2 separate regions of the Homo sapiens genome follow, and region 1 is linked to region 2. Evidence: read pairs that join two places in POLR2A ChIA-PET (ENCODE). Cell type or tissue: GM12878. All regions are shown on one strand. Each heading gives the region's core, and the rest is flanking DNA. Links, peaks and the distances in the headings are about the cores only.

Region 1 (5,391 bases), core at 223-5,222, 980 kb before region 2:
TCTCTCTCTCTCTCTCACACACACACACTGTCATTCACTTATACACACACAGAAATGCACACTTTGCTGTATCTTCAGTAATTTTATCCATTCTTCTAACATGTTTTAGGTAGAAGAAAAAGCCCATTAACTAGTTATATTTGTTTAAATATATACACTTTATTTTATTTGAATTTTTGGTTCAGTGTGTAGTTTGTTCATGGTTTTACTAAACTAGAGAGTACATTTTTTTTTTTAAACAGTGTAGGGGAAAAAATGTACTGACCATAAAATTTTAATGTCATTTATATGTAAAACAGAGGTAGTCTTATTTAGGTTAAATAGTCTGATTTTCAGGGAGTATCTAAATGGCTTATTTAACTGTTTATCTTTGGTACTTCAGTAGATAACATTTATATATGGCATTTAGCAGAAAGGTTAAATGAAGGATGTGAATGTATAATCAGGTGATTATTCAAAAATAACATTATTGGATTTAAGGTTCAGAGTATTTTATAGAAATTTCTTTGACTTGTAGTTATGAATTATGACATGGTTTCTAAAGCTGGTTCTTCCTGATTTCTTTATGTTTAGCTAATGTGTTTCTATAAGTTATTTACCAAGTTCTAAAAATTAGTTGTTTTTAAAACATTAGATGATATTTATTGGGTATCTATTTGAAGCAGTTGTCTAAAAAGTCAAGTTTTATTAGATCCATTACCCAAGGCTGACATGTATGATTTTAGTCATTGAATACATTTCTTCTGTGGAGTAGTTTATCTGCTAGTTATTATAAAGCACTGACAAATACTTTTTGCTTTTTCAGGACTGTGATTATATCTGTGTTAAAATCATTTTTGGATGTGTTTTCACATTTTGTACTACAAGGATAAAATTTGATGTGAAAAGCATTTGCAGTTAAGATATAAACCTAAAGCAATGTAATTTATATTTTTGTAAAAATGTTTACTAATATAAACTTAGAATAGTCAATTGCAATTTTTATTTCATTTTTCAGTTGTGCAAGTATAATTGTATCTGATGCTAGGAATAAAACCTTAGAATACTTTGCCGCTATTAGAAGAGGATAATAAAAGAACATTTTTGTGAGAAATTGAACTTGCGTTTCAGTTATATAGTACTCTAAGCATGGTAAATATGTTTCAAGGCAGTTTTGAACAGTTTCTGCGAGGTGTAATGTTCAATTTTTGTTTTTGAGATGGGAAGTATGTGTGGGTGATCAGAAATAGTTGGGCTAGAAATGAGCTGTGTATGTGCATATAGCTTAAGAAGTGTTCTCTTCAGCCCAGGTATTTACCACGATTTAACACGTATCTTCCTTTAAGTCCCAAGTGCTGATGTTACAGTGAACTTGGGGTATAGCGCGTGCAGTGCACTACTTATTTCTCAAATCATTTTCCCTTAGAGAAAATCATGAAATGTGTATTTTTTAAAATACAGTAGCGGTATTGTGTTTTTAAAAAGCCCACCAGTCTTGTTGGGAAGGAAAATAAACTCTAGGCTACCTCTCGTTGTTTTACTTGTAAGCCAGATCTTCGTTGAGTAAAGTTATTTTTTTCTTTTTTCTACTACTAGATTAAACTTGGTTCCTGTGAATGTAAATGTAATTTTGTGAACATTTAATGAGGATCTACTTTATGTCAAGTGCTCTGCATAGTGCTGTCTCTAAGCTATAAAATGAACCAAGCATCATTAAATGAAACCTAACTTATGTCCTTGAAGCTAATTTTCATTTGAGTAAAATTTAAGAATAGTGAAGACAACATTGTTGTGGCTTAGCAAAGCCGTCTGGAGATTTCTTATTGGTGGCTGGAGGTGCTGCAGGCTCTGTCTTGGTTCTTATGGATGGCCGTATGCCCCTCAGTTTCTATCCTGGTGGTTTTCTGTATTTGGGGTTCAATCAATATTTGTCAAACCTAATTTTGCTTTAAAAACTGACTACACACACGCACACACAAAGTGATGGAACATTGAACTTCAAATGTAGCAGGTGGTCTGTTTGAGTCAGTGTGCTTCTTAGTACGCAAAAATAGATTTGAATTCAGAAATCTGTGTGCCAGTTGTTATGAAATTTGCAATTGAGCAAATCAAGGTTCATTGTAATCTCTCCTTTCCCCAGCTTAAGTACCTTTAAAGGAATTCTCATTGCTCCTAGGATAGGTAACATTCTATCCAAAGCTGTGCTCGTAGTAGTGCATATGTAGCTTCCTCACATCAGTCATAGTTGTGTGTTTACTCCTATTTGTGTGATATCTGGTGAATGTCTGTGGCTAAACACCCGTGCCAGAGTCCCGGTCATCCTGTGCTCGGTGGTGCACTTAGCCACAGGCCCTGTGCAGAGAGGCGGGAGGGAGCACATAGTTGTCAAATAGACATACCCAGAAACTTAATATAGAGTGACCTTACTGCTTATTAGGAGCCCTACATAGAATAAGTAATGTAAAGGGGGGGTGTGCTTTTTAATTTTTATATTTTTTACTTGTTGTATTCAAGAACGTATGTGAATTTGTATAGTAGAATTATATCACATGCATTTAACTATACAAGAATGCAGCTTCATACCCAATTGACTAAAAGAGTTAAAAAAAAGGCAGACAATACGCAAAAGTACCACTAGATTTCCAAATTTTAAAGGCTGTATGATACATTTGCTATTTATGCTTAGTTTAGAACTAGTATGTCCAGAAATTTTGCTGAGTTATAATACCTCTAGTTTTTTTAATTAAAAATTACAGAAATTGAGGCACCCAAATGTGAAATACCATTTTTCATAGTGTGTAAAATTATTTAAAATTATTCTTTAAAATTATTCTTAAAAATCCAAATCTGAGGCCAAAATTTGGTATTCTGGGCTTTGCTTGTAGTTAGACTAATATTTTTATTTCTTGTTAATTAGCATTATTTGGAGAATTTAAGAAATGATTTTTAAAACAAATAACTGAATGTCAAAATAAGTGTCTTAAGAAAAGGATCCTTGTTTTTGATCATTTTGGAGAAAATTGCTTTTGCTCTTGGTTATGTTAGTCTTTGCACTAGGATGCATGTCCTTCCCTAGTCCCTCATTTAAGGAATTCTGTAAAGTGCTTTGTAATTTAGGCTTCCATTTAAAAATTAGATTTATGTACTTAATTTTAGTTACAGATATGCACGTTAGTTCTGAACTCTGAAACTTTTTTTCTTCTGATTGTAAAACATATTTCCGTTACATAAGTTATGAATACTTACATGGGCTGATGAGCACAGGAAGTAACATACCCTCAGAGCTTAACATGTCCTGTGTGACTGATGACCCTGTTACATTTGGGCACTTTGCTCTGTCCAGTCTTCTGGTCTGGCCTCTTAACCATCTACTAGTCCATTTAATGAACACATTTTTGTTCATGTCAGGAATGCTGAATGCTATTTCACGAAACACTGTGTTGTGTTTTGTTTTGTCTTTTAAATAAGGAAGTAGTGGTGTGGAAGGCTAGTTACCTTTCTGAAAGTAAGTTTCTACACTTTAAATTCTGTTTTCCATTTCAGATGTTCTCTGTTTTACAATTAAATTAATCTAATTGGTTTCTCTTTCTGCAAAGGCTATACCTGGTGTTTTTGTCACTAATATAAAGCTGTAAGTCCTTATCTTATCCATAAAGTATATTTTCTAGTCATGTATTTGTCCTCAGAGAGTTTTTTGTTTTTAAAGTTTGCCCACTTAAAAAAAGTAACATAAAATGTCAACTGTTGGAATATTTTAACATGTTGTTTTGAGACTTTTGTGAATCTAGTTTTTCTGTGCAATTGCTGTTTTTAAGCTTGTGAAAAAGTGCTGAGCTAAATTTTAAGCTTATGAAAAAATCATTTTAAAGATTCCTGACCTAGAGTATTTTAAAATAAGTTTAAAAATTTTAAAAACTATTCAGTCCTTTGATTTTACATTGGTGTTTCGGGCAAATAGTGATATTTCAGTTAGCCGTTAAATACCAGGTAGTTGGGCTGCTGAATAATTTCTTAGTGCCTTTTGTTTAAATTTAAAATAAACTATACTTTTAAGTTTGAATGCATCTTCTTAACAATCGTGTTCTTACTTACTTAGACCTGGCAAACGAGGTTCGTATTTGTGTTTACTCTGTAGTTACAGAACATCACACATCTTATAGTTTGGGCCACATTTGGGCACATGGTATCAGGTGGCAGTGAATGATGTTTCCTGGATGTGTCTTATAGGCCATTTCATGCAAATCATGTTTGATGAGACTGCTGCATCAAATCACATTTCTTTCTATTACAGCCCTTGCAGATGAGAATCCAGACTTTATTCCATCCAGGAAAGAACGTCTTGCTTTTGAACACCTACTGTTTTTACAACATGCTTGCAATGCCTTATAATTACCAGCACTTAAGCTATGGAAGGAATGATGGGCATTTTCTCTGATCAGATCTATAAGTAGTAGCAGGCGAATATAGTAGGAGACCCTTCCAGCTGTCAAACATTGTCAGGCTTGCAAGGAGAGAATGCAGTTTAAAATGCACGTGACATAATACCCAACATCCTCCACTTGCTAGTGGGTTTCTGATTAATCGTGATTACCATACATTATCATACCATCAAATTTAATCATATCAATGAATTCCCATCTGCGGCAGTAACGAGCAGCTAAACACTATGGTAACAGCTATTAAAGAAGGTGGTTTATCAAATTCAGTAACCCTTTAACTTGCTGCTTGGTCAGCATGCGTTGCATGTGTTGGATAGAGATAGGGCTGGGTTCAAGTCCATGCTAATTAGTCAAAGGCCAGGGGTACTCCTTGAAATCACATAAAATTGGTTTCTTGTTTCTTCTGTTGGAGCTGTTGAGCTACTTTGTAAAAACTGCTTTATAAAGTATGTGATAAACTATAGTTGTCCCTTGTACAACATGTGTATATGCGGGGGCCTGGAAGCAATCTCCTATGCATACCAAGGGAGGGCTGTTTTTCGTTTATTGGCTAAGTAAATCTGTTACATTGACTGGGACACCTTTTAAATTCTCTTCGGATATAGAGTGCTATATATAGAGACTTAAACCTCAGTGTAGTTTGCCCATCTGCAACTGAATAATTTAGCCTGTGAAATGTTGGACACAGTTTAAAGTCTTGGAACTCCTCTGTGCAGGGAAATCTTAGTTACCTGTTTTTAGTGATGTGTCCTACAAAACACACTGCTTTTTTTTTTCTTTTAATATTTAATTTCCCAGGAGTTGTTGAAGACCTGTGGTTCTGTTTAGGTGCATTTTTAAGGCACACTTGGAGAGAAGTCCTGTTTTATTATAAAGTATCAAAAGCAATTCTTCTGGCCAGCGCTCCCAGCACTTTGGGAGGCTGAGGTGGGTGGCTCACTTGAAGTCAGGAGTTCGAGACCAGCCTGGGCAA
Region 2 (5,391 bases), core at 206-5,205:
ATGAAAACAGCAAGGGAAAGGCCTGCCCCCATGATTCAATTACCTCCCACCAGACCCCTCCCACAACATGTGGGAATTCAAGATGAGATATGGGTGGGGACACAGCCACACCATATCAAATGGCAAATAATCACATTAGTTATCAGGGAAATGCAAATTAAATCTTCCCTTCCTAGATATGCATCCAACAGAAATGTTGATATGACTGTTCAAGCTGCATTATTTGCAATACCCAAAAGTTGTAAACAACTCAAAGGTCTTCCAATGGGTGAACAGATAAACAAATTGTGATATATACATACAAGAGAGTACTATTCAACAATAAAAAATGAACTATTCATACATACATCATCACAGATGCATCTTAAATATGATGAGTAGAAGAAGTCAGGTAAATGGTACATATTGTATGATTTCATATATATAAAATTCTAGGAAGTGCAAACTAATTTATAGTTATACAAAGAAGGTCAGGCACATGTATGAGAATGGCCAAAATCCAGAACACTGACACCATATGCTGGTGAGGATGTGGAGCAACAGGAACTCTCATTCTATGCTGTCAGGAATGTAAAATGGTACAACCACTCTTTTCAAAAATTGAATTTTATTTTAAGTTCTGGGATACATGTGCAGGATGTGCAGGTTTGTTATCATGTGCTATGGTGGTTTGCTGCACCTATCAATCTATCACCTAGGTGTTAGACCCCACATGCTTAGCTGTTTAACCTGATTCTCTCCCTCCCCCGACCAAGGCCCAGTGTGTGTTGTTCCCCTCCCTGTGTCCATGTATTCTCATTGTTCAGTTCCCACTTATAAGTGAGAACATGTGGTGTTTGGTTTTCTGTTCCTGTGTTAGTTTGCTGAGGATAATGGCTTCCAACTCCATCCATATCCAGGCAAAGGACATGATCTTGTTCCTTTTTATGGCTGTATAATATTCCATGGTGTATATGTACCACATTTTCTTTATCTAGTCTATCACAGATGGGCATTTGGGTTGATTCCATGTCTTTGCTATTGTGAATAGTGCTGCAATGAACATATATGTGCATGTATCTTTATAACTGATTTTTATTCCTTTGGGTATATACCCAGTAATGAGACTGCTGGGTCAAATGGTATTTCTGGTTCTAGGTCTTTGGGGAATCGCCACACTGTCTTCCACAATGGCTGAACTAACTTACATTCCCAACAACAGTGTAAAAGTGTTCCTATTTCTCCACCACCTCACCAGCATCTGTTGTTTCTTGACTTTTTAATAATTGCCCTTCTGACTGGCATGATATGGTATCTCATTGTGGTTCTGATTTGCATTTCTCTAATGCTCAGTGATGTTGAGCTTTTTTTCATATGTTTCTGGACCACATAAATGTCTTCTTTTGAGAACTGTATGTTCATGTCCTTTGCCCACTTTTTAATGAGGTTTGTTTTTTTCTTGTAAATTTATCTAAGTTCCTTGTAGATTCTGGATATTAGACCTTTGTTAGACTGAAAAAATTTTCTCCCATTGTGTAGGCTGTCTGTTCACTCTCATGATAGTTTCTTTTGCTGACACAACCAATTTAGAAGACACTTTGACAGTTAAATTTTCTTTTTTCATTTCTTAATATTTTTACTTCTTTTTCACATCTCAGCAGCAGCAGAGAAGGTTTTTTAAAAAAGAAAACTAAACATACTCTTAGCATATGATCCAAGAAAAATGTTTTTTGATATCTACCCCAAGGAGTTGAAATCTTTTGTCCACACAAAAACTTGCACATGAATATCTATAGAGAAGCTTTATTCACAACTGCCAAAATCTGGAAGCAACCAAGATGTCTTTCAGTAGGTAAATGGATAAACTGTGGCAAAAGCAGCTTCCTGAAAAGGAAAAGTCGAATTCTGAAAAAGAGAAGGAAAACAGGCAGCCCATGTGGCCTGGGGCCAAAAATGGGGAATGAATCCCCCATATGGAAGAGTGTAAGTGAGTGTCCTTCTGGGGTCCACTTTCCCTGGGAAACTGTACAATCCAGGCCATTGGAGAGCACCTTGACTCTCCTAATCTCAGAATCACATTTAAGGAGCAGCCAGGAAACCATGAGAAGAAACTGCTCCAGGGTGTGTCCTATGTGCTCTCTCAGACCCAGGCAGCTACAGTAAGATGCCATTCTTGATCTTAGCTGCTCAACAATGTGTGGAAATTAGCAGCACCAACCACTGGAGTTAGGGGGACTTGGGCTGGGGTTTGCAGAAAAGAGGCTTGAGTAGGGGAAGAACTCCTGCAGCCAGAACTGAGAAATGAGCATGACCTGGGATCCAGCCCAACTGGCACAGGAACCAGGCTGTCTCCTAAGACCTCAGCAGGAGGAGAGTTGCCTCAGAGGCCAGGATGGGGGCTGGGTGGCATCTCCCACGGCCCTAAGCTGAGTGGCAGACTGGATGCAAACTTCTAGGACTGACTAGATACCTGGGTTCGCTGCCACAGTCGGAACAAGGGAGGGAGCACTCCACGAGAACAAGGATAGGAGAGGGACACAAGTTCCATGTCTGCTGGCCACAACTGTGGCTGCTTGGGCTGTCAATGTCAATCCTTCCCTAGGCTGAGACCCTGGCATAGTGGTGGCCACCCCTCACCCAAGCATTTTCCCAGGGGCTTGGGGGCTGCCTCACTACCCTTGTTGGGACTTTTGCATACAATCACCATGGGGGACCTGAGTACAATTGCCCAGTCCAGCTCTGCCTGGGCCCTTCCCCATGCCTCTCCAAGGTGGAGCATGGCATCCGGGCTCATGAGTTTTCCATTACCCAATCTGCCACCTGAGACACCCAAGTACTTCTCCCATGGAAAAGAGGCTGGGCACAAATCCTGTTGTACCCACTGTAGCTGGCTCTAACCTGTAAACATCGCCTACTGACCTAGAGGTCAACATGCAAAGCCCACTGCAACAACTTCTAACACAAGGGCAAAGTGCTTGGAAACTAGAAGATCATTGCACAACCACTGCTACCACCATGACCCATGCCACCCTGGGTTACAAGGGGGCTGAGGGCCCACTTACCCATTCAGCATACACAACTACAACCAGCATCCAGGAAAGCTACACAGAGGCCCAAGAAATAGCCTGGAACTGCCAACACAGGCGCCAGAATACACTGTCCCATGGCACAAGAACAGACATGCTTAGCCCACCACTGCTACCAATGAAACCTGAAAAGGGATCCATCAGGCATTCCAGTCCCCAGTACAACTTCACAATAGCTGCCACCAATAACCGCCCCATAACACCAACAAACCCACAGCTACCACAAAGGCTATTTATAGCCAAAGAAATCATGCAGCGTTTTTATCACTGCACATCCTGAAACAAAGCCAAACAGCCCTACCTGCCCAAACACATCATGGTCACATAGTCAAGAAAAAAAGTCCCCTCCCAATGAAAGTAAATTTAAAAATAAGCAGCAACTATTGCTCCGGATGCGCAGAAATCAATGTAAAGATACAAAAGGCCTGAAAAAGCCAAGGCAATATGACACCCTCAAAGGAAAACAATAATTCTCCAGCAATAGATCCTAACTGAAAAAAAAAAACCCTCAAAATGCCAGATTAAAGCTCAAAATACTAATTTCAAACAAGCTCAATGAGATGTAAGAGAAATCTGAAAACCAGTACAAAGATCAGAAATCAATATAGGATGTGAATAAGAAGTTTACTAAGGAAATAGTTGTCTTTAAAAAAAAAAAAAACCAGAAATTCTGAAACAAAAAAATTAATATAAGGAAGTATAAAATATAATCAAAAGCCTCAACAATAGACCAATAGAAGAAAGAATCTCAGAACGTGAAAGACAGGTCTTTTGAAATAATCCAGGCAGACAAAAATAAAGAAAAAGGAACAAAAAAGAATGAAGCCTTGGAGATGTTTGAGACTACATAAAAACCTAACGTACAGATTCCTGAGGGGGAAGAAAGATCAAAAAGTTTAGAAAACATATCTAATAAAATAAATGGTGAAAAGATCCCAAGTATAGCAAGAGATTTAGACATCCAAATACAGGAGGTCCAGTGGTCCATGAAAAATACACTGCACAAAGGACTTCACCACAGCATATTATAATCAGATTGTCGAAAGTCAAAGTGAAAGAATTCTAAAATCAGTAAGAAAAGAGCAATGGCAGACTTTTCAGCAGAAATCTTATAGGCCAGAAAAAAAATGAGAGGGCATATTCAAAGCACTAAAACAAAAAGCCTGCCCCTGGGCATAGTGGCTTACACCTGTAATCCCAGCACTTTGGGACGTCAAGGTGGGTGGATGGGTTGAGCCCAGGAGTTCGAGACCAGCCTGGACAACATGGTAAGACCTCCATCTCTACAAAAAACACAAAAGTTAGCTGGGCATGGTAGCATGTGCCTGTAGTCCCAGCTACTTGGGAGGCTGAGGTGGAAGGACTGTTTGAGCCTGGGAGGTAGAGGTTGCAGTGAGCTGTGATCATGCCACTGCACTCCAGCTGGGAGACACAGTGAGACTCTGTCGCAAAAAGAAAAGAAAAAAGCCTGCCATTGAAGAATTCTATTTTCAGAAAAATTAAGCTTCATACATGAAGGAGAGATAAAGTCTTTTGCAGACAAGCAATGCTGAAAGAATTCGTCTCCACTATACAGATCCTGTAAGAAATGCTCAAAGTCCTAAATGTGGAAACAAAAGGAAGATATTCACCGTCATGAAAACACATGAAAGTATAAAACTCACAAGTAAAACAATCACACAAAGGAGAAAGAGAAGGGAATCCAATGGCAATACTACAGAATTCCACCAAACCACAAAGAGAAATAGAGAAAAAGATAACAAAGAACTTACAAAACTAGAAAACAATGAAAAAATATGACAGGAACAAAACCTCACATATCAATATTAACCTTGAATATAAATGGATTAAATTCTCCTCTTAAAAGATACAGATTGGTGGAATGGATAGAGAAAAACATGATCCAACCATACACTGCTCACAAGAAATCCACCTTACCTATGAAGACACAGCCTCAAAGTAAAGATATTCCACACAAACAAAAAAACAAACAAGACCAGGAGTAGTTATACTGACACCAGATAAAACAGACTTTAAATCAAAAACAGTTAAAAAAAAAAAAAGACAACAAAGGTCATTATATAATGATAAAGGGACCTATTCAGCAAGAGGATATAACAATACATCCAAATATACATGCAGCCAACAGCACCAAGATTCATAAAACAAATATTACTACAGCTAAAGAAAGAGGCAGACAGCAATGAAATAATGGTGGTGGACTTCAACACCCTATTCATAGCTTATCGAGAAAAAAAATCAGCAAAGAAACACTGTACTTGGTGCAACGGACCTAAAACACATTTACAGAATATTCTGCTCAACT

What was found. Peaks named below come from ENCODE experiments on the same cell type or tissue, not always from the same donor. Only the 100,000 strongest peaks of a DNase experiment are listed, where the experiment ranks them.
Region 1: POLR2A ChIA-PET joins it to region 2 with 7 read pairs; 1 of 35 experiments calls an interaction of 5 or more read pairs at or near these places.

The regions. Positions count from the first base shown.
Region 1 is chr7:155,718,953-155,724,343 of GRCh38, forward strand. All of the region lies in intron 9 of RBM33 (RNA binding motif protein 33), which reads left to right. Among named protein-coding and RNA genes, the nearest start is that of RBM33, 77 kb to the left of the region's middle. In GM12878, for the core only: no CTCF peak of the experiment used is centred there; a DNase peak (open chromatin) is centred at 3,339; H3K4me3 peaks cover 1,220 bases; H3K27ac peaks cover 3,115 bases.
Region 2 is chr7:156,701,044-156,706,434 of GRCh38, forward strand. The region is part of intron 15 of LMBR1 (limb development membrane protein 1); the gene reads right to left. Among named protein-coding and RNA genes, the nearest start is that of RNF32-AS1, 44 kb to the left of the region's middle. In GM12878, for the core only: no CTCF peak of the experiment used is centred there; a DNase peak (open chromatin) is centred at 3,228.